2 separate regions of the Homo sapiens genome follow, and region 2 is linked to region 1. A link is a loop called in an ENCODE intact Hi-C map of the cell type or tissue named here. Cell type or tissue: heart right ventricle. All regions are shown on one strand.

Region 1 (2,500 bases):
TGAAGCCCACCGCCGGGGAGGGCCCTGTCTTTGTAGCCCCCTCCCCGTTTCCCGTCACGACTTGTCTGTTGCTCGGACGATGCTCTGTGTGCCACCGCGGCTCCCAGGCCACTCTTGGGCGTGGGGCCTTTGTCACGTTTGAAGCTTTCTGAGGTTCCCAGTGCATCCTCATGACCCACACCAAGCTCCTTCCTCCTTCCAGCCATGCAGGTCCCTTCCCCAGAGTCACCTGCATCTGCCTCTCTCCCTCCCTCCAAGCCCTCGCTGGAGGCCCTCGCTGCATTTAGAAAACAGGAAGGTGGGGCTGTGTTCAGGCAACTTCTGCTTTCAGTCCAGTGACCCAGATGTCCCCAAGAGGGGGGAACAACAAAGGCCTGGCCGCCTGGTTGGAATGGGGTCAAGAGAGGCGCACAATGAGGATGGAAGGTGAACGCACGTCGCAAGGAAGGGCCCTGTCCTCCGTGTGGCCCACAGGGCTCTGCTGTGGGACTGTCCAGCTGGAGGGTTGGATGGACTTGAGGATGTGTCTGAAGCCACTTACACGGTCGGCACAGACCACTCTAATGCAGGCTGGAGGAGGAGGGGGAGTGGGGTGGGAAGGGCAGAGCTGGGGCTGCCCTCTGGCCTCTGTCCCAGGTGCCCACGGTCTGCAGTCTCCCCATAGCCTTCCCACACCCCCACCCCTGATTCTGGCTCTGTGACTGAATTCTTGACCTGGGCCACCGGTGCCTGGTGGGTGGTGGTAGGGAACCGGGTTCAGCTGCTGGAGCCCAGCCAGAAATCACGTCAGCCGAACGCGCACCATTTCCTGACTCGGGGCACTGCAGTTTGGGCTGGGCAGACAGCCTGGAGCTTGAGAAGAGAAAGCCCGTATTGACCAGCTCTCTCCCGCTCCGTTTCCCCTCCGGACTCTGGCAGGGCCTTTCCTTGGCTCGGTGCCCAGCTGCCTGCTCACCCGGCCTGGCAGACTCTGCATCTGCTCCACTTCACAGGCCGGGGAGGCTGGCAGCACGCCAGGGCTGGGCTCACGTCAGCGGCTGTGTAGGGAAGGGAGGGCAGTCTCCCGAGAGCCTCACAGCCTCGTGGGCTGAGAATAGGTGAAGTCAGGGCACCTCTGTGCAGAGGGAAGGCGGGGTGTGGGGCCCGTCCCACGCCTGGGCGACCCCCATGCAGCGAACCTCGAGGCCGTCACTCTAAAGCTCAGTCTCACTCAGGGTGCCAGAGGTGCGCGCCCCACCCTCAGTTCCTAGCCTGGGCCTAGGACTGGCTGACCCCGTGTGTGGGGCCAGGGCTCCCGAACACGGGTCCACCGGCTGCACGAGAGTTTCCGGGGGGCCCTACCCTTCCGATTCGGCAGGTTTAGGCCAGAGCCCATGAACCCAGTCTGTATTTTTAAACACCTGAAGCAATTTTGAAGCAATTCTGATTTATGGCCGAGCTGAGGAGTCAGGCTTGGGAAGAGAACCCCAGAGACGGGTCGGGAGAGGTCTGGATGCTCTGTTCCTCTGCGGCTAATCACCTGTGGGACTTGGGGGCTTCTCTGTGTGTCTCTGGGCATCTGTTTCCTCATCAGGGAGAACAGTTCTCCCTGTGCCTTCTCAGTAGGATTAGCGTCACGGTCGAATGAGGTCACGAGATGCCATCTCCCGGGCACTTGTATGGCATTAAAATTAGGGTCCCAGCCCTGTCCAGTCATCTTGCCAAACCTGCTTCTGGCCTCCAGGAATGCAGATGAGAGGCTGCGGATGGCCCCACACCGTCCGGCCCCACTTCTAGGAACAGGGTCAGGGCCTGTGCTGGCGATGCTCACAGGAGTATTTTGTTTGTGTTCTGGGAAGAGGAGGAGGGAGAAGGTGAGTAGCTTTGTAAGGAGCGTGGCTCCCGTAGGGGCAGCGCTCGTCTCTTCCCTCCAGGTCCGTACCATGACTCTGTTTCACTCAGGTCTCTGTCACTGCGCGGGAAGATGTGCCCACCTTTGGTCCACCTCTGCCCAGTCCCCCCGTTTTCCAGAAGGTAGGACACTCTTCCTTCTGCCCCTCTCGCATCCACGATGCCAGGTCTCAGTGCTTGAGTAGCAATGGTTGGGATGGAGCCAAATTCAGGCTGGGAACATTAGGGAGCTCCTTTTGCAGGTTTTGGGGGGAACCTCCTTTCTTGGGGTCTCTCCCCACCTCTTTCATGCTGCCAGTCTGGCCCAGCATAGGACCACTTGTCAGGGTGTTTGACACTGGGGTTGCTTTTCTGCTGAAAGACGGGCTTTTATGTTGAGCCCCGGTCAAGGAGCCTTGGGCAGGAATGAGCTCCAGTCGTGGAAGTGCCACTGTGGCTTCCCAGGACCAGGGAAGCGGGTTTCCTTGTTGGGATATTTGCAAGTGGGCTTGGCCTGGGCTAGAAATGATCCGCTGTCGGAAGGGACTTTTCAGGGGTTCTCCCCATGGCCCCGGCTCTGCCTGCCTGTCACTGTGGCTGAAGACCTTCTGGCAACAGCCGAGAGTGACAG
Region 2 (2,500 bases), 170 kb before region 1:
GCCAAGGCAGGCGGATCACCTGAGGTCAGGAGTTCAAGATCATCCTGACCAACATGGTGAGACCCCATCTCTCTTAAAAACACAAAAATCAGCTGGGCATGGTGGCGGGCAACTGCAATCCCAGCTCCTCAAAAGGCTGAGGTACGAGAATCGCTTGGACCTGGGAGGCGGAGGTTGCAGTGAGCTGAGATCACGTCACTGCACTCCAGCCTGGGTGATACAGCGAGACTCAGTCTCAAAAACAAAACAAAACAAAACAACAAGCAAACAAAAAACTGGCTTCAGGTCCAGCTAGATCCAGGTGGGTGAGACAGCATCATCGGACCATCTATTTGTACCTATCTCTTGGCTCTAATTCCTGCATTTATTTCATTCACAGGCACCTCTCCCCACATGTTATAAGGCAGCCACTGGCAGCTCTAGTGTGAGCTTTGAAAATCTCAGTAGGTATGATTAAGCTGCTTCCTTCTATAGCACCTGTAAAAATTTGGTGTTCACTCTGTTTGGACTGACGAGGTGTGTGCCCATTCCTGAAGCAATCGTAGTGGATTGGTGAATAGAGTACATGAATTGAGGCCAGTAACGGTGGCTCACACCTGTCATCCCAGCACTTTGGGATGCCAAGACAGGAGGATCACTTGAGGCCAGGAGTTCAAGACCAGTGTGGGCAACAAGGTGAGACCCTGTCACTACAAAAAATTAAAAAATTAACTAAGCATGGTGGTGCACACCTGTAGTCCTAGACACCCAGGAGGCTGGGGCTGGAGGATTGCTTACACCCAGGAGGTTGAGGCTGCAGTAAGCTATGATTGCGCCACTGCACTCCAGCCTGGGTGACAGAGCAAGACTCTGTCTCTGGAAAAAAAAAAAAAAAAAGCATGAATTTGAATTTGAATTGGCCAAGCCTGCATCGTGTACCTACCCCAAAGCTCAGGCTGGGTAGGTTGAGAAAGGGGCAGCCCCGTATAAACCACAAAAACCAACAGTGGTGTCAGAGTGCTCCCCAGGGGAGCATCAAGGTACTGTCAGCTAGAGGAAGGGGCCTGGGCACGGAGCAGGCAGAAAGGCATATTCCGCTTCGTCTGGTGATGGGCATCGGGAGTCTCTGGCCGAGTCAGCTCCTCGTTTCCTGGGGCTCCATTCCTCTTCATTTTGGATTTGGCGGAAGTCAGTGTCCACAGGACCATCTGTGTCAGGGTGTCAGCCCTGCTTCTTTTTTTTTTTTTTTTTGAGATGGAGTCTCACTCAGTTGCCCAGGCTGGAGTGCAGTGGCGTGACCTTGGCTCACTGCAAGCTCTGCCTCCCGGGTTCACGCCATTCTTCTGCCTCAGCCTCCTGAGTAGCTGGGACTACAGGTGCCTGCCACCATGTCCGGCTATTTTTTTGTATTTTTAGCTGAGACGGGGTTTCGCCGTGTTAGCCAGGATGGTCTCGATCCCCTGACCTTGTGATCTGTCTGCCTTGGCCTCCCAAAGTGCTGGGATTACAGGGGTGAGCCACCGCACCCGGTCTCAGCCCTGCTTCTTAGTGGCTGTGTGATCCTGGACAGAAGAGTTAGCCTTTCTAGGTTTCGGTTTACTCATCTGGAAAGGAGTATGATGTTCATGTTCTTTCTTTTTTCCTTTTTTTTTTTTTTTTTTTTGAGACAGAGTCTCGCCTTATCACCCAGGCTGGAGTGCGGTGGTGCGATCTCGGCTCACTGCAACCTCCGCCTCCCAGGTTCAAGCAATTCTCCTGCCTCAGCCTCCTGAGTAACTGCGATTACAGGCGCCCACCACTGCATCCAGCTAATTTTTTGTATTTTTAGTAGAGGTGGGGTTTCACCATGTTGGTCAGGCTGGTCTTGAACTCCTGATCTTGTGATCCGCCCGCCTCGGCCTCCCAAAGTGCTGGGATTACAGGTGTGAGCCACGGCGCCCGGCCTTGTGTTCCTTCTTGATGGGGCTGACAGGATCCAGTGGAGTGGTAGGTGTGGAAGTGCAGGCAGCTGGCGACATGCTGAACCCAGGGGGTGGTGTGTGCTGCCCTGCAAGGTGATTCTTCTGCTCCAGGGTGAGCAGGGCCTGTCCTTGGACTTGCTCTTTGGAGAGTTGGGATGGTGACCTGTACTGGGATGGTGACCTGTACTGGGTTGTTGACCCCTCGGGATGTGTGGGGTGATTCTTCCACAGATGAACATAGCATGGGGCAGAACACTGTCCCACTGCGGGAACCCTTTGCTCATTCTCCGAGCTCCAGATGAGGAAGGGAGGCGGGTGGAATTGGATGAATTGGCGCAGTGATTCCGAAATTGTAACCGGGGGAGATGACATTTGGTGGTAAGAGGACGGGACACAGCATTCCCCGAAACTGATCCCCGGAGAGAAAGCTGTTTATTCCCTTTGCAGTTCTCTTTCTGTGCAGCTCATCACTTCAAGGAGAATGTCTCAGTTAGGGGCTAATATATGTCTTTAACACCTTTCTAACATTTGCTAACCTTCCTTATTAACAGAGAGAGTGG

Evidence for each region. Hi-C counts contacts between places; a loop is a spot of excess contacts. Peaks named below come from ENCODE experiments on the same cell type or tissue, not always from the same donor. Only the 100,000 strongest peaks of a DNase experiment are listed, where the experiment ranks them.
Region 2: it touches region 1 in a loop (5-fold over the local background); 104 of 110 quality-filtered maps call a loop at or near these places.

The regions. Positions count from the first base shown.
Region 1 is chr17:3,003,428-3,005,927 of GRCh38, forward strand. It overlaps RAP1GAP2 (RAP1 GTPase activating protein 2), which reads left to right. Exons shown (of 25, transcript NM_015085.5): 15 at 1,942-2,013. Among named protein-coding and RNA genes, the nearest start is that of RAP1GAP2-AS1, 39 kb to the left of the region's middle. RefSeq lists enhancers at 192-321, 492-541. In heart right ventricle, no CTCF peak of the experiment used is centred here; DNase peaks (open chromatin) are centred at 234, 954 and 1,650; H3K4me3 peaks cover 930 bases; H3K27ac peaks cover 2,019 bases.
Region 2 is chr17:2,836,395-2,838,894 of GRCh38, forward strand. The region is part of intron 2 of RAP1GAP2 (RAP1 GTPase activating protein 2); the gene reads left to right. Among named protein-coding and RNA genes, the nearest start is that of RAP1GAP2, 41 kb to the left of the region's middle. In heart right ventricle, no CTCF peak of the experiment used is centred here; no DNase peak of the experiment used is centred here.